2 separate regions of the Homo sapiens genome follow, and region 2 is linked to region 1. A link is an interaction called in ENCODE POLR2A ChIA-PET data of the cell type or tissue named here. Cell type or tissue: OCI-LY7. All regions are shown on one strand. Each heading gives the region's core, and the rest is flanking DNA. Links, peaks and the distances in the headings are about the cores only.

Region 1 (16,700 bases), core at 7,767-11,766:
GAACTCAGAGGAAGGGCAGAGCATTCTCAGGATGGGAGACAGTTAAAAGAAATATTGGGTTTATTTACAACAGGGGAAAATGTGGTCTGCAGAAGCTGTGTTAATGCTGAAATGTGAGAGGATAAATATAGACTATTCATTTGCCTTGCTGTGCAGGTGCTTTTGATCTAGCAAAGAGCCTAGACTGCCAGATTTGTTGCATGTGAACCTGCATGGGATGAGAAAGGGAGAGAATTTGAGCTGGGAAAGAGCAGAGCTCACAAGCAGATGCCAGTGGAGGAACTCTTCCTGAGAGGAATAAGAGAGGCTCTGGATGCTGGGCCTCTTCTCCAGTTCAATCCTGCCATGAAATGACTTCCTGGAACCTGGGCAGTGAGCCTGACAAATCAGGGCTTCCTTGAGGGATCTTGCAAAGAGAGTAATTACCAAGGGAAATCTACCTATCAGACCAAAGAATACCTGGAGCACCATTCTCCTGACTCTAAATGATGAAAAACCTAAGCTAGAAAGGGTTTTTTTTTTTCTTTTTCCTCTTCTGAATGTTCCTCTAAGTTCTTGGAGTGAGGGCTTCTTCGAAGGATAGGAAACCTGTCTCCTGGGTCTGAGCTAATGGTTCTATCAAAACAGCCTCACCAGACTCCCTTCCAGCTTCCAGCTTCAATATCTATCCCTGTCTACCAAGACCCATGGAAGCTAGACTTGTCCAGATATCAAAAGATGATGCCAAACACCTGGAGATGGGAAAGAAGGTGGCGTGGACAGACCTCCAGGATGCACATCTGAAACAGGCTCTTCATTTTGTTTTGACTACAGCCTCCTGTTTCGCCTTTTCAAAAAGCATTTGGAATTTCCCTTACTTCTTGGAAATCCAAAAATACAGCAAAGATACATTTTCTATAGGCTCTAGTTATTCAGTAGGAGGGAGCTTCAGAATATCTCTATACTCTACTATGCATATTCTAGCATGCTGCCCGGAAGTGAAAGTCTAGCCAAACAGTTTAACAGGAAAACCGTTAGCTGTCCTGTGGAGGTTAATTTTGCAGTTTATTTTGGAATGGAACAAAAGAAGGTATTGAAGATAGGAATCTCATTTCTATATGCTAGAATCTAAATTTCTTAACTTTCTGTAGTATGGGCCATTTTCAAATCAGCTAAAGTCCTAAAACCAGACTATGGGAAACACACACTTCTAAGCTCAATATTAAATATCTAAAGTGACTAACTAACGTAGGGTTGGAGAGGCAGGGTCCCCCTGGACTTTTCAAACTCCTACCCTCACAAAAAATCTAGAACTTCTTCTCAGTAACAAAAATAAGATGACGTATAATCATTTTTCATTGTTAATAAATAATCTCTATCCATCATGGCATTGCATTGAATTTGTGTTAATTGTTGCTAAAAAATGACTGTGGGTTAAACATTTGTGATTCATATAATAATAGAAATAATAAATGTAAATGTTTTAAGTGAACAAGCGAGATTTTAATAGCTCAACAGGCAAATAGCATGAACTGATGCTCTGCAAAGGTGAGGGACACCTGGCCTGAGACAGGATGTCTTATCTGATTTTGGTCTGAATTTCATTTGGAAAACTGGCAGCTGCTGGTCAACCTGCAGGGATATGATCCCATGAGCTGATATGCAATGTTGACTTTTGTATTTTTGTCAGCATGAAATAATTTTTTTTTTTTTAAATCAGGGTCAGAGTCTCGAGTAACTAGCAGCCAGCTGATAGAATGGAAGTGAAACCATGGCCCTCGTCCCCTTGCAAACCTGGAAACCCAGTGTTGAGCATGTGTGAAGAGAGAAACAGAATCAGGTGAAATGAAATCTTCCTAAGACCCTGCTCAGGAAACTAAATTTGACGTAATTGGACACAAGAAGTTGTTCATCCATTCTATTCCGCCAGAGGAGACAGGACAGATTTCCCGTGCGTTCTTGGGAAGCTGGAAGAGGGAGACAGCTCTGCCAGGTGGAGTGATATTCTCATGAGAAGTGAAAAAGAAGAGGCAGAGATGGAGAGTTTGGTTCTAGAAGGGTGGAAGGTTTTGCTTATAAACATATCAACACACTTGCTTTTCCCGCCAAGATGCAAACTTTGGGGAATTGCTCAAATATAAGATGGGGTTTAAATATTGGACAGCCAAAAATATGACCCATGTTCAAAATATGCATCCTGGTATCATTCAGTTCGACGTGTTCTAGTTCTTCTGCAGCTTTCTGTCTCATTCCTTTTGCCCCTACAACTCTCCACCTTTTTGTGGATTAAGTTATCTCCATGATAAAATTATTATGTTGTCTTCCCTCTTTGACTTTCTTGTCGGCAGCCTGGCTCTTCCCAGGGATCCCAGCGTCTATCCTCTCTCCTTTCTGTAGCTTTTTTCCGCTTCTCCAGTATGGCGGGCCCTGTCAGAAAATACGTACATAATCAATTTATTTGTCCTTCTTATCCTTTGGACAATTCTTTTGTTTGTTTGTTTGTTTGTTTTTGGTTGAGACCAAGTCTCGCTCTGTAGTCCAGGCTGGAGTGCAGAGGCAGGATCTCGGCTCACTGCAAGCTCCGCCTCCCGGCTTCAGGCCTGCCTCCGCCTTCCTAGTAGCTGGGACTACAGGCGCCCGCTCCACGCCCAGCTAATTTTTTTTTTTTTTGTATTTTTAGTAGAGACGGGTTTCCCCGTTTTAGCCAGGATGGTCTCGATCTCCTGACCTCGTGATCCGCCCACCTTGGCCTCCCAAAGTGTTGGGTTTACAGGCGTGAGCCACTGCACCCGGTCTAGACAATTCTTGATGGACAATCAAACACTTTTGCTTTTCATATCTCCTGTAAAACACAAAACAAAACAACAACCAGAACTAACATTGCCTCATATGAGGCGAGTTTCTTTCTATCAGTTTCATTCCAGTGCCTCTCCCAGACGCTGTCCGTCTGATTTGGTAAAAAGTCTTGCGTAAAATAGTGAAATACATATTTATTTAAAGTCTACTCTTTAAGAATGGTTACATCTTTACATAGTTATGATCATCACCATTGAATGTAGCCTCTTGTCATTTCACTATCTTCCCTCCCCACCCGTTCCTTCTTTGAAAAGGTTCCCATGTCAGCTGTGTGGTGCAATGTGGTAGGTACTGAATAAGACCCACAACTACGGGGGTACCTGGTTATGTTCACAGAATTGTAGAGCTAGACAGAGTGTTGAAAATTATTTATTTCTGCCCATTGTTTCATAGATCAGGAAATGGGATGCTTTAAAAAAAGTATTTAAATGTAAATAGTAACTATTTTGCTGGCCTCCATGTAATATGTATTTCATATTCTTAGTCTACAAGTAATGTGTGAATGTGTTTTTGCTCCTATTGGATTATAAGCATCATGAGAGTGAGAATATTGTTTACTCATGCTTTGCACTAAGTAGCCATTCAGTGACTATAAACAAATAAAGCATGCTTGAAGTTCCAAGAAGGATGGTGGTCATTTTTCTTTTGTTTAGTTCAAGTTCTGTGTTTAGTAAATCACAAATGAACCATCAAGGTCTGTCTTTGCAGGGGATTCACCAGTAGATGACAACACTACCAAAGTGTGTGTGTGTGTGTGTGTGTGTGTGTGTGTGATACCTTTCTGGCAGTGCTGGTCTCTGCTTTTCCTCCTGGAGGTTCCTGCCCTGGGGCCATTGACTGAGGCACTGAGGTCTGAGTGCTGGACCTTGCTGACCAGAGCAGGAGGAGCTGCAGCCCTGCCACACCCCCGAGGTTGGGTGGTTGATGGCTGGCAGAGGAGAGGAGTACCATGGGCAAGAATAAAGGGGACTGTGGTCCTCAACATTAGATAATTCACAAAACGCGAAGGCATTTTCTGTCGTCACATTGCCATCAGGTGGGTAGGGCCCAAGGATGCCGCCAAGCATCCTCCCTACACAGGACAGCTCCCCACAACAAACAATCACCTGATCCAACATGGCAGTAGTGCTGAAATTGAGAAACCCCGCAATAAGCTTCGGTTGTAAACTTTGTACCAAGAAGGAGAATTCTCTGCAGACAACTCAAGGGGCAATACCGTCAACTACTTTTGTTTTCTCTGACTGCCGCGTTGTTGACCTTCATCGCCATTCTTTCCCAGCACATGGTGTCTGCATATTTTCCAGCAGCCTCCTGTTTCCTCATAAATCTGCCCCTTGGACAGATAAGAACATCACAGGGAGCAGGGCTGCAGTTCACTCCCAATAATAACGCCTCAGCAGGGTTTGCTCTGCAGTAGCATCACAGTCATGTGGAGTAGGTGGCTATGGCTGGTATTCAGGTGAAATCTCAGGCCAATCTCTCCTGAATCAAGGGGACCACTGATCATTAATGAGACCTTCAAGTGAGCAAAGATTCAAGAGAGCAAATTAATGTCCTGCGCTATTGTGAAGGGACGCAAAGGATCCAGAGAGGAAACCAGCTGACTCTGAGAGAAGGGCCTGAAAAGGAGAGGAAGGGAGGAGGTGGTCAGATCCCCGGGAAGGAGCAGGGAGGGAGGGGGCTGCTGGCCCAGGAATGACTGTCAGAGACACATCCTGGAGGTCACAATTCCACCCTCTCAATTATTCCCAGAAATTCCAAAAACTCCTTTAAAGGAGCAAGTGCAGGGCATGAAAGGGAGGAGCCATGCTAGAGGAGACCCTGGGAATGGGGGAATGATTACAGGCTGTGACCTCACTGGCGCAGCACCTCTCAGCGGCAGTGGAAACCACAGCCTAGTCCTCTCACCACTGCAGACCAGAATCCTGCCCTGGGCCTTGCCTGGTCTGCCTCACTCTGCCATGGGCTGCAGGCTCCTCTGCTGTGTGGTCTTCTGCCTCCTCCAAGCAGGTGAGTCCCGGGCCCAGGTGACATGATCCTATTGGAGTCCCTAAGCCTTTTCACCATGACAACAACAGCAGGCCGTCTCCTAGGATTTGCCTGAATTCTGCTTCTTTCCTTTGCAGGTCCCTTGGACACAGCTGTTTCCCAGACTCCAAAATACCTGGTCACACAGATGGGAAACGACAAGTCCATTAAATGTGAACAAAATCTGGGCCATGATACTATGTATTGGTATAAACAGGACTCTAAGAAATTTCTGAAGATAATGTTTAGCTACAATAATAAGGAGCTCATTATAAATGAAACAGTTCCAAATCGCTTCTCACCTAAATCTCCAGACAAAGCTCACTTAAATCTTCACATCAATTCCCTGGAGCTTGGTGACTCTGCTGTGTATTTCTGTGCCAGCAGCCAAGACACAGCCCTGCAAAGTCACTGCATCCCTGTGCACAAACCTCCCGGCTCAGCCAGGAAGCTGCAGGGCAGCGTGTGCACCTGCACCCAGGGCTCCAGTCTCCATTCCCTGATGGCCTCTGATGGAGTTTCAGTCTGTAGTACAGCCAGCTAGTGCACCCAGTGGAGAAGTCCTCCATCTTATGCACACAAAAGTCTCACAGAATTGTTTATCAGCTAGAGCAGGGCTTCACAACAAAGCCACTAAAGTATTAGGGCTCCACAAACAAAAAAGAGCCTGTCCTATGCACTGATGATCTTAACTGATGGGGGAAGCTCTTTCTTTTCTTTCTGTGTGGCACATATTGGTACGTATTTTATATAACATTATGAAAAAAACACGATTGCTGAAAATGGTTGATGAGCACAAGCATAAAGGAGGGGGAAGGAAATATTTCCAAGATCAAGAGACAATTCTGATGATCAGTGAGTACTTTATTCAACAGAAAAATATTTGGAGAGGCATGAAATTCCATGGCAATAGGTAAACTGGAAAGTGTTGAGGAGATGCCGGTGGAGGTAGCCTTGTGCGTTGTGGGCTCCTTCTCTTCAAGAAGGGTGACCAGCAAGTGTCTCTCCCAATTCTGATGAATATCATCTTGAACTGTCCTCAAGAGCAGGCAATAGCCAGATGACTGGGGATATTGGGAGACCTGAAAGGACTTTGGACACAAATCTCTAGGCAGTGGTGAGCCATTGGTCCTACTCCAAGTGAAACAACATGATGAAACTGATATTTTGGTAGAGGAACACTGGTAGTAGTATGGATCAGAAAGGAGATAGATTTTTGGGTGGCATGAATGATTAGGAGACTTCTAAATATCCTACATGAAAGATTAGAAAGGGTTGATGTGAAGCATTGTGGACAATATAGGCTTGAGGCTCTGCATTATGTTATTTCTTGGAAATGTATTGGGTTTTATTCTGGGAGGGTTGAATGTAGGACTTGCTAGGGTCTATTTCAGCCTTGCCCTCCCTCTTAGGGAGCCCCAGCATGTGGTCATCATTGCTAGTGCATGGCCTTTCCAGGGTCTTAGTGGGAATCACAGTCACCCACCACGACTCTCCACTCTCACTGGGTCTGAATGCCATTGCCTTCCTGCCCTGGGTATCCTCTGAAATCCCTGCCCGTGTCTACAGCCTTCCAGAGTTTGTTCTCTGCTGGGCCTTCGGGAGTGCCACCCTCTGCATACACAACTTAGGACCTGGCCCAGAAAGAAAAATAAAAAATGAAAAAAGATTTTCTTACACAGGTTCTCAGGGCTCCTTGGTAGTACTCTGTGTCCTAAATCCCAGCTGTCTTGGAGTCAGTTATGTCCTCTTATCTTCAATCACATATACTACTTCTATTTTATATAAATATGTTTACTTGGCTTTTCTTCATATTTACCATTCCACTCTTCACTCTTCTTGCAATTCACATGGTCCTGAGATCATTTTCCTTCTTAGATCCATCCCTAATTCAGACCACTTGAACTCGCTGGTCACCACCCCTTGTTGTGGGAAATGCTTATGTTAGCTGTTGTCCTCAGGACAATTAAACCTTTCGCTTTCACCATTATTCAAGTTTTCAGTTTAAATTCTATTGCTTTTTTTAAATTGTCTTTGCAATTTGGTTTACTTATTGAGAGCCAAACAATGCAATAAAATTTTATTCGTTCAAATTTGTTCTACTTTGTAGAAGGGCCAAAGTGTTTTCTTGCTGAAGTAGATACCAATGGAAACAATTTTAATGGTAATAATACTAGTGTTTAAAATAAGGCTAATTTTAGGTTTTTGTCTAGTGAATAGAATATCTCCAACTGTAGCAGGATAGAGATCGATCCTATATGTAACCTGTTGAGGGGGAGAATACTCAACCCCATTAAATTCTAATCTACATGCTTTACATTTTTTGTTTGTTTGTTTTATGGGCCACATTGAAAATCTGATGAAATTTTTGCATTAGAAGAATGCTACAATTTTCCTCCTGACTGAGAACATCCCCAGGTTAAAACAAATCTAAATTATAAATCCTTGACTTAAATCATGGATAAGTATCTTCCCTCAGCCCCATGTAGATTTACATATAACATAGATTTACGACCCTAATCTCATGCCTACAATTATAATTATCATCATGAAAAGGTAACACTGATGTAATACAACAATAAATAGATGGTAAAAATCACTTTGAAAGTATGAATCATCTCATTTTTGTGTTTATTTGTGTTCATTTGTATCTCCAAATGCTCTAGAATGAAAAGCCAATATTGGCATAAAAGTACCTTTTAAGAAAATTGATGATATTCCAATTCTTAACTGGTCACAAAGCATAAATAGCTTATGCAGTGAAGTACAGAAGACCCATAGGAAGTCATCCAGCTGGTTCCTAGTTGGAAAGTTCTCCACAGAACTGATGAACTAATGTGGTTTCTAACATCTTAGAAATGGCAGGGCTTTAGAGATCATCTCATTTCAGTTCTCCTGATTTAATATATGAGGAAATATGGCATCACATATATGAAGTGATTGAACAATGACATACTGATTACATTTCTCAAACTTTATGTAAGATATATTTTTATTCTCTAGTTGTTTTCTGAATATGTTGAATTGCCTTACACAAATAGAATTCTGGGGGTGAAAATGTTGGTGATTTTCTGCTTGCTCCTAGCTGTTGCTCAAGGAGTATTTGTTGAACAAGTCAGACTGGCCCAAGAACTCAAGAGGGCTGGGATACTGTCTGTTCTGCACATTACTAGAGATCCAGGCATAGACAATTTTCTGTTCTTTTTTCTTTTCTTTATTTCATTTCATTTCATTTCTTTTCCTTTTTTTTTTTTCTTTTGAGGGGTGTGGTGGGAGCAGGGTCTTGCTCTGTCTGGAGTGCAGTGACACAATCATGGCTCACTACAGCCTTGACTTCCATGGCTCAAGCAATCCTCCCACTTCAGCCTCTTGAATAGCTGGGACTACACACAGGCACCACTACATTCCGCTAATTTTTGTAGAGATAAGGTGTTGCCATGGTGCCCAGACACAGACATAGACAATTTCTGTTGAGTAAAAATTTAGAATGTCTTATGTGTGTGGATACCTGGCGTTCTGGCTGCTGACTCTCTGTGTTGTTGCCAACACCTCCTTCGTCTTCATTCTCCCCTGGCCTTTCAAACCCTTCTCTGCTGCTCAGGGTTGTGAGATGTGGAACCCATCTGGATGCTGACACTGGGTCGGTGAGTGGCCAAATACTGTTTTGGCCACAGGCAGGAGCTGTGCTCTGGTGAAACCTCTAAGGCAGGGACCTGGGGAAGGGATAGAGAATAAGAGGAGAGATGGGCCAGGAGGGATCTTGCCCATGGGGAGCCAACCGTACCTCAACTGAGAGCATGGCTGTACTCAGCTCAAGCACACTAACATCAGCTTCAAGCTGATTTCCCTTTCCTTTGCTCCACACACCTTGTGTTGTTCTTTTTCAGCATCCTGTGTATGTTAGCTCTAAGCCCAGCCAAGCCCCATGCCCTCCACTTCAGGGACAGAGGGTGGCTCATCCCTTTTGTGCTCCCTCAGCTCCCTCCCCAGTGCCTGGTGGCTGGTTGGCAACACAGTCATGCCCTTGAATGATGGGAGCTGGTGCACACTGCATCCGTGTTCATGCAGTCACCCTCCCTCCACAGAGCCGGGCAGAAAGGGCTCCACCACACTTAGACATTGAGGGAAGGGACGTTTTGAATGGCACTGTTTTATGTGATCCCGCAGGACAGAAGGAGATTTCTTGAATGGGAGTGGTCTGTTGTTGAGAGGGATCCTGAAAGACAGGGAGACAAAGATAGAGGGAGGATCCACATAATTAGGAAGCAGCTGAGAGCAAAGGAGCCCCTGCCAGAGGAATATCCTTGGGGGGTAAAAAGCCGGCTCTGCCCTTTCTCCCCAGCCGATTCATCCTAGCCCAGCAAATTCAAATCTACCTTCTATCAGAACTTAGAAAGGATGTAAAGCAGTCAGGAAGAAACATCCCCTGGGTCTGGGGAAACTATCAGGAGCAGTGACATCACAAGAAAAACCACCAAGCAGGGCCAAGGAGACCAGAGCCCAGCACCTCGCCCAAAGGACCCCAGTCAGAGGCCCCATCTCAGACCCGAGGCTAGCATGGGCTGCAGGCTGCTCTGCTGTGCGGTTCTCTGTCTCCTGGGAGCAGGTGAGTTAGGTTGAAATTGTCTGTCCTTGGACTCCAACCCTTTTCCTTGTGGCTGCAGGAACAACCCTCTTCCTGGGCTCTGCCTGAATTTTGTCCCTTTCCTCCTACAGTTCCCATAGACACTGAAGTTACCCAGACACCAAAACACCTGGTCATGGGAATGACAAATAAGAAGTCTTTGAAATGTGAACAACATATGGGGCACAGGGCTATGTATTGGTACAAGCAGAAAGCTAAGAAGCCACCGGAGCTCATGTTTGTCTACAGCTATGAGAAACTCTCTATAAATGAAAGTGTGCCAAGTCGCTTCTCACCTGAATGCCCCAACAGCTCTCTCTTAAACCTTCACCTACACGCCCTGCAGCCAGAAGACTCAGCCCTGTATCTCTGCGCCAGCAGCCAAGACACAGCCTTGCAGAGTCACCGCTTTCCTGTGCAGAAACCTTCGGGGCCTGCCAGGAAGCCGTGGGGGCCACGGAGGGCTCGGGTGAACATTTCCTCCAAGAGCCCCGAAGAAGCTTCAGAACATCATAGCACCTGCTAATTCATCCATGTGGCAACTTTACATCCTATGACATATTTAGAGTGTGGGTTTCCTTTCGCCTGAGTGTGACTGCCCCGTCAACTGATTTGAAAAAAGAGAAACATATTCAGATCTAGTTTAAAAAAAAAAATTTTTTTAATCATGTAATAGGCCGGGCATGGCGGCTCATGCTTGTAATCCCAGCACTTTGGGAGGCCAAGACGAGCGGATCATGAGGTCAGGAGTTTGAGACCAGCCTGGCCAACATGGTGAAACCCCGTCTCTACTAAAAATACAAAAATCAGCTGGGTGTGGTGGCATATGCCTGTAATCCCAGCTACTCAGGAGGCAGGAGAATCACTTGAACTCGGGAGGTGGAGGTTGCGGTGAGCCGAGACCGTGACATTGCACTCCAACCTGGGCGACAGAGTGAGATTCTGTCTCAAAAAAAAAAAAAAATTCCTGAAATAAAGCAAGCATGCTGTAAGGATTGTGTAGCTTAAAATTTTATAAGAACCCTCTAAACAATCACCTGTGTCACCACAGAGGCACACCCTGCACTGGGTCAGACACTGTCCTGTGAGGAGCTGTGTTCTCCTGACACTTCATGTCCAGTGGTTTCCATGACTCTTCTTTGGGGCCAAGGGTTCCCTTTCATCATAGGTTGTTGTCATGCAGAGTCAAGCAACACTGAGCACTGGGAAATCAGAGAAGGAACTTCCAGGCAAGGGTCCCAGTGCAGAAGCCAGCTAGAGAGGACAGTAGTAGACTCACCCTTTGGGAAATATGTTTGAGAAATATGTATCTATTTTCACCAGTTCTATTACTCTATATTCCAGCTTGTCTATTCTCTAATTTCTCATTTGTACACTGAAAGCTAGACTGTGAATTCTAGCCCTGATCAAAGCTCCACATATACACAGACACCTTCTCTGAACCCTGCAGGCAGCAAACTTGCCTCTGTCTGCTCCCCTTGCTGCAGAGTCCATGGATCATGGTCTAGAAGTTTCCTGACTCATCCACTCTCCTTCTCTTGGCTGGAAGCCTCCTTGTTGGTTTCAGATCTCAGCGCCTCCCTGGATTGCCTCTCCAGACTGACACTTGAAGGATTATTTTTCCCCCTTTGGTCTCTTTATTCCCAATGTGTTCAATCATCAGGCTCAGAGCCTGATGCCTCCAGAGCGCAGCTCTACATTAGCTTTTAGAGAGGAGAGTGGGTCCTGGCTGTTCTGTTTATCTGTTTTCATTCACTAATTCATTCATTCATTTATTATAGAGACAAAAGATTCCCTATCCCAAGATATATGGTCATCTGTGCTGTATCAAAAGAGAAGATATTCTTCTCACAGTTTTATGAAATGAGGTAGCTTCGCAACTTGCGGGGAGCAGCCTCTTAAGTTAGTTGTCAAAATTAGGCTTTTGCCTAAGTAAAGTTAGGATCCTAAATTAGGCTCCTACTCTCCCACAAAAACTGGGAGACAGGGCCTCTATCTTCCTTGACGATTGTATCTCAAAAAGATGGTTCCTAGAGTCTTGGGAAAGACATTCCTGGGTCATAAAGCTGGCTAGAGGTTTACAGAGATTTTAATAGGATTGTCAAAAAGCCTTTTCTGTGTTTATTGAGATGATCATCTGGGTTTGTTTTTAGTTCTGTCTATGTGGTGAATCACATTTGTTGATTTGTGTATGTTGAACCAACCTTGCATCCCAGGAATGAAGCCTACTTGATTGCAGTAGATAAACTTTCTGATGTGCTGCTGGATACAGCTTGCCAGTATTTTGTTAAAAATTTTTGCATCGAATTAAATAATTTTTAAATAAGGTGACTTACATTAATTGCTTTTTAAATATAAAACCAATTATGCATTCCTGGGGCAAATCTCATCTACTGATTAGATATTAACCTTTTTATACATTGTGAGTTAAATTTACTTTATTTTTGTTAAGGATTTTTGCTTCTATGTTAATATTAGTACTATTTATTCTTCACAATTTGTAAATTGATAAACTTGCTCAATTTCATCAATAAAGTAAGCTGGGCCTGGAGTTTTCTTTCTGGAAATGCTTTTAATTATTATGAGTTCAATTTTTAAAACCACTTCTACATGTATTTTTTAATATCCCTATGGACATTCAAGTTATCCACTTTTTGAGTGGGTAATTGTGTTTTTTGGGGAATTTGTTTATTTTGTCTGCTTTTGAATTTATTGGCATAATATTAATCTTTCATTGGAGTTCTAATTTGCATTTCTCTAAGGATTAATGATGTTGAGGACATTTTAATGTTTTTATTACCATTTGCAGATATGTCTTTTTCATATACCTATTAATGCTTTTGCCCAGTTTTAAAGGTTAAATTATATATCTTTTATATTGATTTATAGGAATCCTTTATAAAATATAAAGGATTTTTATATTATATAGAATCCTTTATATAATCTGGATACAATATTCTAGTCTGATATATGTATTGTGAAACTTTTTCCTCAGTCTGAAAATTTTCCTTTCCACTTTCTTGGTAGTACCTGGGCACAACCCCTATGAAATGAGAGTACCCTTCTGTCTCCTTTAATTTTGTCTCTCTACCTTCACCCTTATCAGTATTTGGCAGGCAATTAATTCAGTCAGATTGAGAGAGTGCAAAGGCTTCTAGCTAGCCCTCGCAACACTGGCTTGGGTACACCTCTAATCTCCAATCACACGAAACAATTTGCCAGCCCAGAAGCTACCCCTGCTATGTATTCTACCATGAGTAGACCTTAAATGTGCACCTCCCACTCTCTCCATAGTACATATGGTAGAATGGTGATGGATCCTTCTTTTGGCAGACTTTCCACAATGCATGGAGCTATGCCTATCCAAGCACATCTCTGCATGGACGAAGGAAGGGGTGGATAATTGAGTCAGTGTTTCTGCTTCTTGCTTGTGAGTTTTCCCCAGTAAATCTTGTTTTATGTGTATATTGCACAGGGCTAGTGCTGTCTACATGTCCCTTCATATGATGGTGCTCTCACAGAATTCTGAGGCTGGAAGGAACAAACAAAAGTTCTCATAAAGAGAAATTTAATCACCTCTAGAAAGAAGTCCGTGCTTAATGGCTTTGGAGTTTCTGTGAAGAAAGGGTTTCCTCCTGCCTTAGAAGGTGGGCAAAGTGAGCAACATCTTCACCAAGTCAGGAACACTTGATTTCAGCCAGAGGCAGAAGTGGGGTTCTATGATAATGCCCGATTGTGGTTACAGAGGGACTACATGAGCAAGGCCATGGAGGTGAAAATGGATTCATTTGGGCTGAAATCCTGTAAATGAAGTAAGCGGGAAAACCCAGCGCACATTCCAATGGAAGATGCAGCTTCCTAATATTGTGCTTTCAACTTAGATTCTGTCATCTGTAATTACTCCACACACTTTCTCAAATCATTAGCACAACTGTGGGCCAGGTAATCATTTAGCCCCTTTGCTTGGTACAAGGTAGCCATGCTCTCTACTTAGCTCCCTATTTTTCTCTGGGAAGCTTTTGCTGAGACCTGCAGTGACCATGCTTCTCAGACTTCTCTCTTTCTTATTGTCATTTCCATTTATATTTTAACTTTAATTGTAGTTTATTTGATTAACATCTGACATGTTTATGTTTCTCTTTTGCTTATTTGACCTCACTTAATGATAACCCAGGTAACTGGTCAGCTGCTGCTAATCAAGTTATATTTTCTGGGGTTACATTGGTTATTTTTTCCTCTAAAGTTTCTATCTGTGTAAGAATTGAGGTAGCAGAACCTTCTCTCTCTTTTTTTTTTTTTTTTTTTTTTTTTTTGAGACAGAGTCTTGCTCTGTTGCCCAGGCTGGAGTGCAGTGGTGCGATCTCGACTCACTGCAAGCTTCGCCTCCCGGGTTCACACCATTCTCCTGCCTCAGCCTCCTGAGTAGCTGGGAACCTTCTCTTTTTTGGAAACAGGGTCTCACTCTGTCACCCAAGCTGGAGTACAGTGATGCAATCATGGCTCACTGCAGCCTCAACCTCTGAGATTCAAGCAATCCTCCCACCTCAGCCTCCCAAGTAGCTGTGACTACAGGCACACACCACCACCACTGGCTAACTTTTTTGTTTACATTTTTGGTAGAGATGAGGTCTTGCTATGTTGCCAGGTTTCTCTCAAACTCTTGAGCTCTGGTGATCCTCCCGCCTTTACCTCCCAAAGTTCTGAGAATACAGGTATGAGCCACCGTGCTTAGCTCCTCCTATTGATTTCTGAAATTTAAATGGAGATCAGACTGTCTCCACGCAAGGAGGAAGTCAGACAGGGCAGAGCTTAACCAATGTCCACGGTTTGTTTTCTCACTGCAGTCTTGGACTTACCACTCATCTCTTCATTCTCTGGCTCAGAATAGCTTCAGTCTTCCCAGAAGATTCTCATGATTTTCAGTTTGTTTCTGGTTTCTTAGTTATTTCTTGTCTCATCAGGCTCCCCTGAGGAAGGAGCCAGGAGATGCTACAAGTCTGCAATTTTAGGGGGAGTCAGATGGAGTGCACTGGTCTTTTGCACTTCTTTATAATATTATCTAAGCCTCCTCTTCTTTGAAATATAATGGCTATTCATCATGGGATATGAGGCATCTCAGAAGCAATCTAAATATCTGTTTGTTTCTTTTTCTAGTAAAGAATTGACCAGTATTCTAGCAATTTTATTTTAGGTATTCCTTTAAAAGTAAAAAATACATAGTTTTTCTTAACGTGACTTCTATTGATAGTTTATATTTTTATGATTTTGTGTAGTAGCTTTACCTTCCCTAGGATCAGAAACCACATCAGATAATCAGCTTCTATTATGAAAGAAGCTGATTCTTCTATTTGGAGAGTGAGGTATGCAGAAAATCCATAAAAGGTATTAAGTTATAGAACACCACCATCTGATCCACCATCTGATCTTGAGAGAATTTTAACTGGTTTATATCCATGAATACTCCCTCAGTAGGGTATTTTTGTTCTCTGGATGGCATCTTGGAAGAGGTACTGGTCATTGATCATATCTCACTGGCACATTGGCTAGTGACCGCTAATGTCACATGCAGCTGGATTGGAATCTCTTCTCATTGCTTTCTCATGGGGTCATTTGCCTTTGGACTTAAAAATCAAGAAATTTCATAATGACAATATCTAGATTTACTGTATATATGTAACTATTCTTAAAATTTGATAACAGATATGTCAAATGTAGATATTTAAAGAAATTTGGATTGGAAATACACTAAATCAGAAGTAGCAAGTGAAGGATAGCGGTTCTGTAATGGAATCTTTCTCAGATTCTGTTTTCCCTAGTCTCATGTTTCTTTTTTAAACCCAGTCTGGCCTCTCCTTCTTAGCTTACTAAGTATAGAACCACAAATAGAAACTTAGAAATTTAATCATTTTCTGCACATATCTTTACTCATATATGGGAAAATGGGCAAGAGGATATTGTCAGTGAACTCAGGCAAAAAGAGGATTTCTAAAAGAGAGAGTATAGATGGGAAAGAAACAAATTCCCCAGCAGCATGGGAACAGTGGGTACTGTTTTGTTTATTTTTGGATAAGCTGATTAGTTGGCATGTAGCACAGAGTGGTCTGAAAGGTCTTCTTGGAGCAAGCTGGCTGGAGTCATCACAGAAAAAAGAACTTTAATAATAAATCATCCACAAATCCCTGAGAGTCTGCCTGCCGCAAGGGAGACGGGATGACTTGATGTGATTCTGGCACAGTTCTTCCTGCAGCACACCTACCTGAGCTAGGCCAGGTTTGCATCATCTCCTTCATCAGCATTTTCTCAAAGGCAACATTTCTTTTCTATCACTTTTTTCCCTTTTACAGTGCAAAAAGTGATCTTGAAGAACATAAATTTTAAAATGTGGGGGTTTCTTTTAGTTCCCCTAGAGAAACAGTATAATAGTCAAGATGGTGAAATTGTTCCTAATTTAAATATGTCCCATGTCTCTTGCACCATGTTAGAAAGGCTGTATCCATCAGCTCAGACAGCCACAGCAAATAGCACAGACTGCATGGGTTAAATACAAATCTTTTTTTTTCACAACTCCAGAGCATGAAATGGGGATGCCAGCATGTGGGGCTCTGGTGAGGGCCCTCCTCTTGGCTTGCAGAGCACCCTCTTCCAGTTGAATCCTCACATGGTGGAGAGAGAACAAGCTAGCCATCAAGTGTCTCATCTCAGAGGGCATTAATCATACTGGATCAGGGCTCCACTTTTATAAACTCATGTAAACATAATTTTCTCTATAAAGACCCTATTGTCAAATATTGTCTCCCTGGGGGTTGTATTTTGGAGGGACATCAATATTCAGTCCACTAACAATGGCAAAATCTTGGTTACTGCGCAGTGGGCCACATGGGGGTGCTGTGGAACCACTGAGCTCCAAATGTCTCTGGGGCATGCACAGAGCCAGGAGCCTGGGACAGGGAGGGTTAAGGAGCAGCCTTGCTTGATGTTTGTGCTCACTAAAAAATGTGATGACGGATACATAAAACTGCAGGTGTGCCTCTCATCAGGGAGCCATGCACTTCAGCTATGCCTGGGTTAGGAAGCCTCTGTGAGCCGAAGAGGGAGAATGAAGATGGGATGTCCCATGCTGGGATGGGACAACCTGCATGTCCAGGGCAGGGACAGATAGAGGAACAACTGCCTGGAAGGAAAAGCAAAGGAACTGTGGGGGGGACATGCAGCC
Region 2 (15,098 bases), core at 1-4,000, 470 kb before region 1:
TTTACCTTAGCTCAGGGAGTAAGTGTCCTGAGGTTTGCTCTGAACCTCCTAATAGTTACTTATACTTTCCCCAGCCCCTCCCATCTTTGTTACACTAGCTTCATATGTCCCTCTGATCACTGTTTCATCACTCAGTCATCATCACCAACTTGGTGTTTTTTGTCCTGAGCAACAGCATTGAGCCAAGAAAATATGGAAATGAAAAGCATTCATAGAACAGTTATCTTGATAGTTGGGGAATTGTTTACAGTCTAGATGACATTAGGCCTGGTGACAATTCAGAAGGCAGTACCTCTAATACTTAAAGACTTAGACCAATATTAGACTACCAAAGTCATCCTTGGATAATTGGGAGCATAGTCTAACAAGAAAATGAGCGGTAACACTAATAGCTGATATCCTCTAAGCATTTACTGAATCCTAGGCACTGAGCTAAGATCTTTACGGACTTGTCAGTAGAGATTTTATATCAGGTTAGTCTGAGATGTAAAATTCACTACACTTTGTATCACTCTAACCCTTTAAAGTTTCTTAAACCCATAATCTCTTTCCAAATGTCACAACAACCCTAGAAAGAAGAGATAGGGCTGGGTCTGGTATCTATTTCTGGTCTGTGGGTGGCAGAACTGAAGCAGAGAGAATCTAAGTAGTTTTCCCAAAGTCACATGTCGTGGACAATGAGAAATAGGCCTTGTCACTGGTGTAGGGTTGCAGGTCCCCCACCAGGATACTTAAGGGTGTATGACCACTGCTTGAACCTTAATGGCTAAGTAGTGAGTCAAGGACACGGTGCCCAGCCAAGAAGCAGGTATCCTTGATGGCCAAGTGGTGAGTCAACGCCATGGTGTCCAGCTGAGGAGCAGGTGTCCTTGAGTACCCAAACATCCCAGAGAATACCTGAGAACCTATCAAGGAAAACAGTCCCATCATGCACACACAGTAGGCAAAGAGCCAGAAAATTAGCTTAAAAGCAGCTTAGAGATGGAAAGCAGGGCAGGTCTCTAAAGGTGTCCTCTGCTATCTAGGAGTGTCTCATATGTAAGTCCTAATAAACTTATCCACTGGCCAAGCTGGACTTGTCTGAGTCATTCTTTGGTCTCTTGGCTCCCTCCTAGTTTGGGGGAAAGGTTTTTTTAAAAATATGATTCTGGATTTTTCTTGTTACAATTGGCATCACAAATGGGGTCAGAGAGACCAAACTTCGAGCCAGGAATGAGTGTCTATGGTGGGGAATCCCTGGGCAGTCGGCAATGTCCATGTGGAGTGGAGTTGCCCAACTGCACAACTTTTGTGGGCCACTGCATGAGTACAGGGATGCTTGGAAAACATGGGCAAGGACTGAATACCTATTGCCAAGAAGCCAAGATATTAAAGTATGATAATGATAGTAAATGTGGTGTTATTGCAATAAGGCTGGCTAATCACAAATCATTAGAGCAGGAAAGGGAGAAAGGGTAGAAACTCCAGCAGAAGCTAAAAGGCATGGTTTTCTAATCCTCCAGCTGGTTACATATTATGGCCCTTTCTTGTGTACATTTTAAAACTGACGGGCAAATTACAACAAGAAAAATTCAGAGCTCAAATGTTTAATCTACAACTATAGAGTTAAGTAGAGTCTTCTAAAGCTCTCTATTTCTCTTTCCTTTTCTGCCTGCTTTGAATCTACTGTTAATAAGTTACTGGTATTGAGATAAAACTCACTAATTCAAGGTCAATTTGAGATTTTTTTTTTCCTCATATGGTTCAGCCAGTTCTAGCTAAAATGTAAAGAATTAAACTCATTTGGAACTGAAAAAAAATGGATAAAGGAGGTTTTTAAAAATCAAACTGCCATAGAAACTGCTTTACCCAAATTATTGATCCACTGCTTTCCTTGGGTTACCTATTGGGGCAAATAAAGTTTAGCCATGTGAACAGGTCCCAATTTTATCAAAAATAATCTGGATCCAGCTGTCTTTTATATAGTAATGAGTTTGTGAAGCTAGAATTCCAAAAGCTATTGGTAAAAGCTATCGGATCTTGCATGTATATGTATAAACATGTTTAAATGTGTTATGTGTATGTGCATGTATTATGCTATGTGTTATATCTAGCATGGTACCGAATAGCTTATAAGTAAATACGTACTCATAAATTAAATAAGTCCAGATGCTCTTCAGGTTCACGTGAATTCAATAATCTTTGGTGAATAAGCTGGCTTCAAAATTTTTGATAAAATAAAAGTAGAAATGTCTTCAAAAGTGTCAGCATACATTTTTGTCTGAGTTTCTTGATTAGATAAGTTGTATATTTGCCCCTCCTAGATAGTTTAAGGTGTCAGGTTTCTGACATGAAGGTTCTAAGACTATAAATCCACCCAAAACAGAATGATCTTTGTGTGATTTTTTTGATAAGCAAGATTAATTTGATATTGTCAGTTTAATTAAAACAGCTGAATTTTCTGAGTTATTGGTAAAAATGCTTATGTCTTTAAGTTTCTTGATTAGACGAACATCTGATATTTATAAGCCATTAAAATGGTTAACAGGGAAATAACTCGTAATGATTATTAGCTTTGTCTAATAAGTCTAATGAGCTTTCGTTCTCATGAGTAATCCAGATAAACCACTAAAAATGAATAAATTCAGTAAATGTAAATGAGATAAACATAGGTAAAACTTTTTGTGTAGTTTAAAATCTTAAAATTATTTTAGCTACTCATTGAATGTCTGGGTCATTTCCAGTTTAGAAAGGGTTATGATATGAGACATTGGTTGCAGTTCTTTTGCCATTTAGTGGAAAATGGAATCTATGATATGGGGGAAGCATTGGTGGATCTCAGTGGGCTGGATAAGAGCAAGGACTAAATTCAGAAAGTAATCACTTGTCCCAGCACAGGCAGGCAGTGAATGTAAAACAATACTGCCTGCCAGGGGCACACTCTGAAATCATCAGAACAATTTAGGCATTCCATAAGGTACAAATAGGCTGGCCCAGAGCCCCTGTAACAGCCCTGGGTAGCCTGTGAAGACACCAGATGGCACCTGCAAAATGTTGGCAGGCTACCATGAGCTAAACAAAGTGTTGCTCCCTGTATATGCAGCTGCTGAACTACTAGAACAAGTGGTCCTCAAGCTGGGAAATGTCCATCCTGTGACTGACTTGTCTAATGGCTTTTCCAGTATCCCTTTAGCAGAAGATTCACAAGGTCAGTTTGTCTTCACTTAGGAGGGCCAACAATGGACTTTCCAGGTGCTAACACAAGGGTACCTGCACAGCTCCACCATCTGTCACAGCATGGTTGCATGGAACCTGTCTAGGCCCTGTTTGCCTGCCTCAATCTCCCTGTTTCACTATATTAATGATATCATGCTAACCTCAGAGTCTCTTACAGATCTGGAGACTGCTCTACAAACTGTCTTGGATACCCTAAAAGACAGGTGATGAGAAGTCAGCCCCCAAAAGATAAAGGAGCCTGGCATAACTGTCAAGTTCCTGAGAGTTACCTGGTAGGGTAAGACGTGAAACATAAGCTAGCACAGCAGCCTGTTCCCTAGATGGTAAACTAACACCAGGTGTTCTTAGGTTTACTGGGCTACTGGAGAATATTGATTCCTCATCTGGCACAAACCCTCTGCCCATTATACACCCTCATAAAGAAAAATAAACAATGGGACTGGACATACATGGAGCAAGAGGCATCTGACAAGACAAAAATATTGGTGAAACAAGTGCAAGCAATAGGGTCCCCACTGCCACAGCACCCTTTTGTGTTAGAATTCACTAAAGATGCCATGGGGATGATTTGGGGTTTGTGATAAAAGCAACCAATGTGAATGGTACCTGTAGGATTTTGGTCTCAATTATGAAAGAGTGCAGGACCTACTGTATAGTCCTCGAGCAACAGCTGTTGGCCATGTATAGGGCATTGCATGAAGTGGAGGCCATCACCAGGAAGCAGACTATCACACTAAAAACTGCCTACACCATAAAAGGATGAATGGAAGGCCTTGTAGCCAACACCATCTCTGGGGTAGCACAGTCACACACCCTACAAAAATGGCACACCTATCTGCAACAGAGGGGTGTCTCATCCACTAGTCTTTTAAGTCAAGCACTACAGGAGGTGCTCAGACCCATCCACTTTGAACAACTGGAGGGGTTTGACATGACAGTGGGGCCACCTACTACGCCAATCACTGTATATAAGGGGACCCTGCCCGTAACTGCTAGGACCTGCTACACTGGTGGGTTTAACAAAGGCAGCCAGCACCAATGGTCAACAGTTGTAGCGCAAATGAACCTTGATACCTTATGGATAGAATAGGGATTAGGACAAAACATTCAGTGGGTCAAGCTATGGGCAGTTTGGATACTCATCACCCACAAGCCCTGGTCACTAGTCACTTGGACAGAGTTAGGCTACATACAGAGGCCTTACCATGTGGATCAATCAATGGACTGCAGAAAATCAACAGGTTTTGGGCAGGCCCATTTGGGGAATGTCCATGTGGCAGGATGTTCACCTCAGGTTACAAGAGAACGATGTGCATCTGATGGTGTATCAGGTAGATGCACACAGCCCCAAGTCACCTCCCAGAAATCATGAGGCAGACACCTTACTCATGTTCAGGCAATTTACCCTAGCCCATTGGAGGAGGATGCCATGTGGATACCTCATAAGAGTGGCCACCAGTGGGTGGCTATAGGGTGGGTCATAGCAAAGGCAGCAGGCATCCCTTTCCAAATGCAGATGTTCTGGCAGCTGTTCAGAACTGTGAAATCTGTTCATGGCTGTGACCTAGAAAAATTCCCTCCACATCAGTTCACATACATCGAGCCATGCAATCTGTGTGAGAATGGCAAGTTGATTATATTGGACCCTTGCCTCAAAGTGGAGGGAAAAATATGCCTTAACTTGTGTGGGCACAACAACAAGGCTGCCACAGGTCTTCCTAGTAAAAAGTACCACTCAACTGGAGACTGCCAAGTGTCTCACTGATATTAGCGTCATGTATGGCATGCCAAGAAGGATAAATAGTGATCAAGGCCCCTATTTCATGGGCCATGATATCCAATACTGGGCATCAAAACAAAGTATACACTGGAGGTTTCCCTTACCATATAACCCAACAGGGACAGGCCTTATAGAAAAAAAGGATGTTCATTAAAAACCCAGTTACGTGCATTGTCTCAGGGTGGTTCTCTAAGGTCCTGGGCTAAGAATCTCCCTGAAGCTATACAAACTTTAAGTGAGTCACCAACGACCACCATGGTATCATTTCCTATGAATGGTTGGCAAGGCCTGTGAAACAGGTCCCACAAACTCTGAGGGATGCCTCTGAGACTCTGAGAAATGCTCCTGAAAAGATGGACAGGCTGTGCTCCTGAGAACACCAGTGGATCTGCTAAGAGGTGATAGCTATGTGGACCTGAAGTTGAGCTGGAAAGTGCCCCTATGCTGGACTGGTTTTATGGCACTGGAGAATGCCATGAAGACAGTTGGAGGGGAGGTCATCCCAGCTGTGCTCCTTGATGGAGGTCCGAGAGCCTTACAATGTCAACACATGGCAGCACCAATACCTCTGGAGCAGGCACCATGCAGATAGTGTGGGCAAGGCCAGAAGCTTAGCAATTGGATGCTTACCCACTCCTAGGGAGAGAAGCTATGTGTGGTGCTGTAAGACAGACCTGAGACCCATAGTGGCCTCCCTGATAAGACCAATGAGAGAATATACAGCGCTAATAATGTTATAAGGAGTGGATGTACCCATGAAAGTTCCTACTAAACATCTGTGTCTATGTCCACAGGCTGTTGTTACTGCTACCCACAGCAGCTGGTAATGTCTTTCTGGACTGGGCTGCGACTACAGCAACAATCAGCAACCAGTCTGATTGTTGCGTTTATGAATACCTTTCCCTAACAAATGATAATGATATGTCTTGGAATAGTCTGCCTTTATCCCTACAGAATTGGAGTGACTGGTTCAGCAGCACTAATAATGCGACTCGGGTTCACTGGAGATTGCCTTCACTTGGAAGCCCAATTGCCAACTTGATGGTGATCCAACTACATGTTCCCTTATAGGCTCTGTTGTCCCTATATCCCTGATAAAGAGAATAATGTTACAGATACTTTAAATCATTTGTCAACTCAGATCTATGACATAAGTCATTCAGGTTTCTTTGACCTATTTTCAGATTGGTCACACATCTTACCTACTCATTGGAGTTATGTTTTGCCAAAAGGTGTTATAATTGTAGTTAGCTTCTGCTTTTTATGCTCTTGTGTACACTGTGGATGTGGCCTGTATGCACAAGCCATGGCTATACATTATTAGTATGTATAGTTCTTCCCGTCGTGCCCAGCTCAGGGACTCTCATGCAAGATTGGCAGCAAGAATGTATGAGTTTGTGGACAGGGTGGATTTTAATGTGACAGGTCCTCCACCATGTTACTTAAAGGATGTATGTCCACTGCTTGAACCATAAAGGTTGGACAGTGAGCCAAGACCATAGTGCCCAGCTGAGGGGCAGGTGTCCCTGAGAACCCAAATATCCCAGAGAATATCTGAGAACCTACCAAGGAAAACAGCCCCATCACACACACACAGTAGGCAAAGAGCCAAAAAATTAACTTAAAAGCAGCTTAGAGATTGAAAGCAGGGCAGATCTCCAAAGCTGTCCTCTGGCGTCCAGGAGTGCCTCTTATGTGAGTCCTAATAAACTCATCTATTCACCAAACTGGACTTGTCTGAGTCATGTTTTGATCTCTCGGTTCCAGCCCAGTTTAGGGGAAGGTTTCGTTTTGTTTTGTTTTTTAAATGATTTCTTCCAACCATGTCCTCCAGCATGGAGCTCTTAACACTGTGCAGTCACTCCCACAAATTCCCTAAAATGTAGAATGAAAAACGTACATGGCATACACTCTCCTGAAACTCACAACCAACGTAGAGGTGTGCTGGGGAGTAGTGCTGGTTTATGAAATGTTCTTGAGATTCTAAGATGGGGTGGAGTTGTAGAAAGTTCTGTGTGTACGTGTGTGTGTGTGTGTGTGTGTGTGTGTGTTGCGGGGAGGGACTAGTTAAAACAGGTAAGAAGTTGAGAAAGAGATATACTTTACTCTGAGCTTGTTTTTCCTAGACTTTTCAGACATATTATGAACCAGGAAAAGAGTCTGTAGCCTGGTTTGGGAGGGTGAAGGGGTTGCTATCTAAGAAAAGATATCTAAAGTCAACAGATTTTCTGGAGGAGATTGGCACTGGGACTACAACCTATCTCTAATTTTCAAATTGATATCTTTGGGCCTACGCATACAACTCTCTCCTGGAAACAATTTTTTTGTCTCTCCTCTAGACCCTTGAAATTTGTCAAAATTAAACTCCTCATATGCCTCCAGTCTTTCAAATTAATTCTGCTCTGCAGTTTTGTCTAAATACCTATGATACTTGTAACTTTTCTGTTGTGCTTGTTCTGTGTTTATTTTTGTCTTTTTTTCTGTGTTCTCTGATTTTGAGCATTTTACAATTCCATGTTCTCACCTCTCAACATACCACTTGTCATCCAAAGAGCTTTTTATTTTAGTCTTTGAATTTTTTAGTTCTATAATTTTTATTTCTTTTTTACAGTTCTATTTCTTCAGTGAGATTTTACACTTTTAAAAACTCTGTTTCAAGAGTGTTCTTATTAAAATATTTTTATAGTTGCTGCTCTAAAATTCTTGTCCCATAATTTGATCATAGTCATAATAGAATCGTTGGGATGTATTGATTGTCTTTTCTTTCAAGTTCCAGGTATTTCATTTGTTAGTGAGGACGTGGAAGGGCTAAATTATCTTCTCTACTTATTATGCCTGAATTTCAGTTCCCAGCCCTGTGTGGGAACTCTTCTTGCTCTTCAGGGGGTGATAATGGCTGCATACTGCTTCTTACCATAAGTTACAGGACCAATCCACTTTGCTCCAAGGTTCCAAGGTTGGGACTCAGCACTCTTTTTGGAAATTCTACAAAACCTGTGTTCATCAGGAAATCTTAGCGGTATGCAGGTGAAGGGGAGCTCAGCTATTAAGATAAAACTTGCCTAAGAAATATTCCACTTTTAGCCAAGCGAAAATAAATATAGTATATTACACAGACAGTCATGTGTCACTTAAAAATAGGAATATGTTCTGAGAAATGTGTTGTCAGGTGATTTTATTATTATGCAGGCATCATAGAATGGACTTACATAGACCTAGATGGTATAGCCTACTACACACGTAGGCTGTATGGTATAGCCTATTGCTCCCAGGCTACAAACCTGTACAGCATGTTACTGTACTGCATATTGTAGACGATTGTAGCACAGTGATATTTGTGTGTTTAAACATATCTAAACACAGAAAAGGTACAGTAAAATATAATATTGTAATCTTATGGGGCCACTCTCATACATGCAGTCTGTTGTTGACCCGAATGTCCTTGTGTGGTACATAACTATATGTAAAAATAACTCCCCAAACCTGTTCTTAATGTTTTAAAGATCCATCTAAAGTATCATGACTATATTTTATTTTCACTGCTATCTAATATTTCTTTTTATTTATTTATTTTTTTTTTTTGAGACGGAGTCTCACTGTCGCCCGGGCTGGAGTGCAGTGGTGCGATCTTGGCTCACTGCAAGCTCCGCCTCCCGGGTTCATGCCATTCTCCTGCCTCAGCCTCCCGAGTAGCTGGGACTACAGGCGCCCGCCAGCAGGCCCGGCTAATTTTTTGTATTTTTAGTAGAGACGGGGTTTCACCGTGTTAACCAGGATGGTCTCCATCTCCTGACCTCATGATCCGCCCGCCTCGGCCTCCCAAAGTGCTGGATTACAGGCATGAGCCATGGCGCCTGGCACAGCTGTCTAATATTTCAATGTGAATATCACGCAATTTGTTCATTATTTTCTTGGCAGATATTTGAGTTATTTATAGTTTTGTGCTGTTTCGAAGAGTATTGCTGTAAATATATTTGTACCATGTACCCTGGAAAGTATTCTTGTGTATATATCTGCTGTGTGTGTGTATGTGTTTGTGTGTGCATTGGTGTATATCTGCAAGTATATCTCCGGGTGTATACCTCCAGAGTATATAATTAGGAGTGAAATTGTTGGGCTGTAGACAATGCAAATGTTCACTTAAAAATCCTCCAGTAATCTGAGTTCTTCCAATATTGGATATTGTCAAACTTTTAATTTTTTTTCCAGATTGTCAAATATTTTGTTATGCTCTTAATTTTATTACTTTTGTTAATAATGATGATTAGCATCATTTCACCACCTCCTCCTCCTTTTACCAGTGGTTCCTTTAGAAAACACTTTTGCATGTCTTTTGAACATTTCGTATATTGAATTTCTAAAATATTGCTTTTTTGGACTTCTACAGATGCTCAAGATATTACTCTTTTGTCAGTTATATATATTTAAATATCTTCTTCAAGCTTGTGGCTTAATCTTCCCTTTGTGGTGTATTTTGATGAATGAGAGCACTTAACTTTAATATAATTTAATTTAACACAAATTATTCATCTTTGTTTGTGCTTATTGTGTATTGGCTCAGGTGAAAATATCCTTTATGACCTTAAGAGATAAGAAAGATATTCTAAACTTACTTCTACAGATCTGATAAACAACTTCAGCAAAGTTTCAGGATACAAAATCAATAGCATTTCTGTACACCAACAATGTCCAAGCTGAAAACCAAATCAGTAATGAGATGTCATTCATAGTAGCCACAAAATAAATAAAATACCTAGGAATACAGCTAACCAGGGAGGTGAAAGATCTCTACAACTAGAATTACAAAATACTGCTAAGGAAATCAGATGACACAAAGGGATGGTAAAACATTCCATGCTTATGGATTGGAAGAATCAATATCATTAAAATGGCTAACGATTTTAATGATATTGACCAAAGCAATTTAGAGAGTCAATGATATTTCCATCGAACTACCAACATTTTTTTAACAGAATAAGAAAAAAAAAAACTATTCTAAAATCAAAATAGAACCAAAAAAGAGCCCAAATAGCCCAAGCAATCCTAAGCAAAAAGAAGAAAGCTGGAGGCATTACATTACTCAACTTCAAAGTGTACTACAAGGCTACAGTAACCAAAATGACATAGTACTGGTACAAAAACAGGCACATAGATCAATGGAACAGGTCACAAAACCCAGAAATAAAGTGGCACATCTACAACCATCTGATCTTTGACAAAGGTGACAAAAGCAATGGGAAAGGACTCCCTGTTCAATAAATGGTGCTAGAATAACTGGCTAGCAATATGCAGAAGATTCAAATTCAAACTGGACCCCTTCCCTTCACCATATACAAAAATCAACTCAAGATGGATTGAAGACTTACATGTAAAACCTAAAATGAATAGAACTTTAAAAATATGATTCTGGAGATAGGACCTTGCAAAGATTTCATCTTTGTTTGGCTCCATTGGGTATAGAGGTATTGTGATCTTTTGGGGGTGTTATAGAACCCGGTTTTGTCATACTACCAATATTATTTTTATGATTCCTTCTCATTTGGGTAGTCTATTTCTTCTAATTATTCTTGAATTTACTTTTGATTTGACTATGTTTTTTAAAATTTCCTTTTCCCCCTTAAGGCAGTGATTTTAATGTTTATAATTTATTATAGTCTAACTTGGCTCTTGGTGCTTTCAGAGTTGAAGACTATTACTTCCTTGGTTATAGAGTCTCTTTGATGGCTTTTTCAGGTGCTGGTTGTGGTAGCAATGTACTCAGTGTGTGAGCAAATTCACTGTTTTTTTATAGGGTTGGAATGGCAGAAGTCTCTTGAAGCTTTTCTCATTCCCCTATGGTGTGGACTTTATTTATTTATTTTTTTCCCCCGTATTTTATTTACTGGTTTGAATAGTTTAGGCTTTTAGGTCAGTAGGGGAGGTATCCTGTATTAGTCCATTTTCCACTATGAAGAAATACCCAAGACTATGTAACTTATAAAGAAAAGAGGTTTAATTGACTCACAGTTCTGCGTGACTGGGGAGGTCTCAGGAAACTTAGAAGGCACCTCTTCTCAGGGCAGCAGGAGAGAGAATGAGTGCAAGCAAGAGAAATGCCAGATGCTTATAAAACCATCAGATCTCATGAGAATCCTCATTATCATGAGAACAATATGTGAGAAACCACCCCAGTGATCCAATTACCTCCACGTGGTCCTGCCCTTGACACATGGGGATTATTACATTCAAGGTGAGATTTGGGTGGGGACAGAGAACCAAACCATAATATTCAGCCCCAGGCCTCTCCCAAATCTCATGTCCTCACATTTCAAAACACAATCATGTCTTTCCAACTGTCCCCCAAAGTCTTAGCTCATTCCAGCATTAACCCAAAAGTCCGAGTCCAAAGTCTGATCTGAGACAAGGCAAGTCCCTTCCACCTTTGAGCCTGTAAAATAAAAAACAAGTTAGTTACTTCCTCGATCCAATAGGAGTACAGGCATTGGGTAAATAAACCAGTTCCAAATGGGAGAAATTGGCTAAAATAAAGAGACTACAGGCACCATGCAAGTCAGAATTCCAATAGGGCAGTCATTGAACCTTAAAGTTCCAAAATGATCTCCTTTGACTCCATGTCTCAGGTCAAGGGCATGCTGATGCAAGAGATAGGCTCCCAAGGCCTTGGGCAGTTTGGCTCTGTGGCTTTGCAGGGCACAATCCCCATCCCAGCTGCTTTCATGGGCTGGCATTGAATGTCTGCAGCTTTTCCAGGTGCACGGTGCAAGCTGTCAGTGGATCTACCATTCTGGAGTCTGGAGGGCAGTGGCCCTCTTCTCCCAGGCTCCACTAGGCAGTTCTTTAGTGTGGACTCTGAGTGGGGGCTCTGACCGCACATTTTCCTTCTGCATTGCCCTAGCGGAGGTTCTTCATGAGAGCTTCACCCCTACAGCAAACTTCTGCCTGGACATCCAGGCATTTCCATACATCCTCTGAAATCTAGGCAGATGTTCCCAAACCTCAATTCTTGACTTCTGTGCACCCACAGGCCCAACACCACATGAAAACTGCCAAGGCTTGGGGCTTGCACCCTCTGAAGCAACAGCTGGAGCTGTACATTGGCCTCTTTTAGCCATGAGTGGAGCTGAAGCAGATGGGACGTGGGGCACCATATCCTGAGGCTGCATAGAGGAGGGGGTCCCTAGGCCCAGCCCACAGAACCATTTTTCCCCCCTAGGCCTCCAAGCCTGTGATGGGAGGGGCTGCATGAAGGTCTCTGACATGCCCTGGAGACATTTTCCCCACTGTCTTGGTGATTAAACTCTTTCAACTTCTGCCCATTACCCAGTTCCAAAGTTGCTTCCACATAGCAATGTCCCACTCCAAGTACCAATTTACTCTATTAGTCCATTCTCATGCTGTTATGAAGAAATACCTGAGACTGGGTAATTTATTTAAAAAAGAGGTTTAATTGATTCACAGTTCTGCATGGCTGGCTGGGGAGGTCTCAGAAAACTTACAATCATGGCAGAAGGCACCTCTTCTCAGGGTGGCAGGAGAGAGAATGAGTGCAAGCAGGGGAAATGCCAGACACATATAAAACCACCAGATCTCATGAGATTCACTCATTATCACAAGAACATCATGGGTGGGACTTCCCCCATGATCCAATTACCTCCATCAAGTCCCACTCTTGACCTATGGGGATTATTCCAATTCAAGGTGAGATTTGGATGGGGACATAAAGCCAATCATATGATTTCCCACAGGTAAAAACAGCTTTGTCCAAAGCAGATGGGTAAATGTACTACCCAATGGTGGGCAGAGGTCCTGGCCTTGATGGAGGTGGCTGGCAGAACTCTGAGTAAAATGCACTGAAGTCTTATGAGAAGGAAGGACTAGAGCCACCTAATTTCCCCTAGAAGGCCAGCAGGAAAGCTATTCACCTCCTAGATACACTCCTGACCCAGTGTTCTAGCTATTCAGAACAGAGAAGCATCTCTTTTCATCTGTAGGAATGTTGATGTTCCAAGTATAGAGGAATTGTGACTCTGCATCTTGTTCAGACCTATACCTGGAAGGTGCTCCTTCTGTGGGGATGCAGTCACCCTGAAATGTTCCAGAGAGGTTCTATAGGTGCATCCACACTGAGCTCCCATGGGAAAAACTCCAGCTGTTTCTGCAGTGGTGGATGAGAGGGAAAAGAAGTCCCTTCTCCAAGATCCTTCACAAGCACCAAGGCTGCCTGACTGCTGTGGCATGGCTGCAGACTTTCCCTGCTGAACCCAGCACTCTGACTATGCTTTTGCTGAAATAAACGTCCCATTATTGAAAGATCTGGGACTTGAGGCCTGTCATTTGACTGTTTTTGTCCCATGGGGTTTTCCCTTGATATGGTGCACTCCCACTTCCCATAGGAGTAGGGCTCCTTGAGAATTAGACTACTGTGAATGCTGTTGTTCCTCTGGGTCTAGCTGCCCAGTGTGGTTGCCATACTCCAGGCTGGTGCTGGGGAATGTCTGCAAGGGATCCAGAGATGTGATCTGTCCTCAAGTCTCCTACCAGTGGTTACTAGTACCAGCTTTGATGGGGGTGGCAGGGGAGTAGCAGAGACTCTGAGATTTCTTGGTTATAGGTGGCCTTAGTATGTTGGCTTTCTCAAATGCCAGTTGTAGTAGTAATGAAAAGGTCATGTGGACAGACTCATGAACTCCTGGCCAGGCCAGGGTGGTACAAGCAATGGTGATAGTTGAGGTCATGCACAAGTTTTCTCCTTCCTGGGCACTGTTATTCTACCTGTAGATGCTGTAATAAACTCTGTTGGTTGGCCTTCAGCCAGGAGATGGCATTTGCAAAAGATCACCAGCTGTGGTAGTAGCACTGGGATTTGTGCTTGCCTTATGTAACCCAGGGAAATATTCTGGTTTCTCAGGTGATGGATGCGGCCAAAAGTTTCTCCTTTGTGTTAAGCTTCTAGGACAGGTAGAGGGGCAAAGCCAAGTGGTGACTGGGTAAAGCAAGTACATGCTCTGACTCTCTGTGTGTGTAGCAAGTAGCAGCCCTTATGGGAGTCAGAGAGGTGGTTCTCTGATCACTGGGGCAATATTCCAGAGAGGAGTGTAACTGCCTGTGTTGCGCAGAAGACTGCATGCAGGGAGTGGGGAGTAACAGGCAGCAGTAAACCTCCCTCAGCTCCCTTGCACTTGGCAAGGCAGAACTCACACCTGCAGTTTTCTGGTAGAGCAGTGAGCTAAGTTCAAGGCTTCTATTCTCAAAACTCAAAACTGTCCCAGGCCGTATGCCTTCCCCACACAGAGGCAGGAACCGTGGCTTTCAGTCCACACTCCTCCCAGTCTGCCCACACAGCCTGGGCACCTAGCTCCTGCTCCTGTGGCTGTAGCATCCTTCCCACTCACCCCCCTAATTCTGGCCAAGAGAGTTCTTCCTCACTTGAGGTTATACCATGAAATTCAGTTGAGAACTTCTTTCAACCTGCAACCAGTGCCTGAGTTAATTGGCCCCTGTGAGGCAGAATAAGGAATGGCTTCTCTCAATCTGTGCTGGAGACTGTGAATACTTGCAAGACTCCTCTGCTGCCATTCTTTATATTCCTCACCACTTTCTAAGTGAATTCCAGCACTGGGCAGAGTTAAGGGCTTCTCTTGTAAGCTGAATTGCCAGATTCCCCAGAGAATGTAAATCCTGGAGGTAGTCTTTCCTTCTGTCACACTCCAAGGACTTACAGTTTTTTGCGTGGCTCATGGTGTAGAATGCAGCCTGCTGCTTCTTTCAAAGACACTGTGGATTTCAGTTTTCCTGTTGAGTTCCTGCATTGCTTCTTGGAAAAAAGTTCGCAGTGTGAATACCTACACGCTACTTTGTCTTTCTAAGTGAGAGAGGCATGTTAACTCTGCCTCCAATCCATCTACTTGGAGAAAAAGAAACCAACTTGAAGTCTGTTTTTTCTGATATTAGTATAGCAACTCCAGGTTTATTTTAGTTACTATTTGCATGAAATCTCTCTCTTTTTTAAAAAAGTTCACTTCCAACCTCTTTGTATCTTGGGATTGAAAGTGAGTCTCTTGTAAACAGCACATAGTTGGACAATTTAAAATAATTATTCTGC

The links. Peaks named below come from ENCODE experiments on the same cell type or tissue, not always from the same donor. Only the 100,000 strongest peaks of a DNase experiment are listed, where the experiment ranks them.
Region 2: POLR2A ChIA-PET joins it to region 1 with 6 read pairs; 2 of 35 experiments call an interaction of 5 or more read pairs at or near these places.

The regions. Positions count from the first base shown.
Region 1 is chr7:142,303,793-142,320,492 of GRCh38, forward strand. It overlaps TRB, TRBV3-1 and TRBV4-1. Among named protein-coding and RNA genes, the nearest start is that of PRSS58, 54 kb to the left of the region's middle. In OCI-LY7, for the core only: no CTCF peak of the experiment used is centred there; a DNase peak (open chromatin) is centred at 9,959; H3K27ac peaks cover 1,051 bases.
Region 2 is chr7:141,841,450-141,856,547 of GRCh38, forward strand. It overlaps PRSS37 (serine protease 37), which reads right to left and starts at 36. Exons shown (of 5, transcript NM_001008270.3): 1 at 1-36. In OCI-LY7, for the core only: no CTCF peak of the experiment used is centred there; no DNase peak of the experiment used is centred there.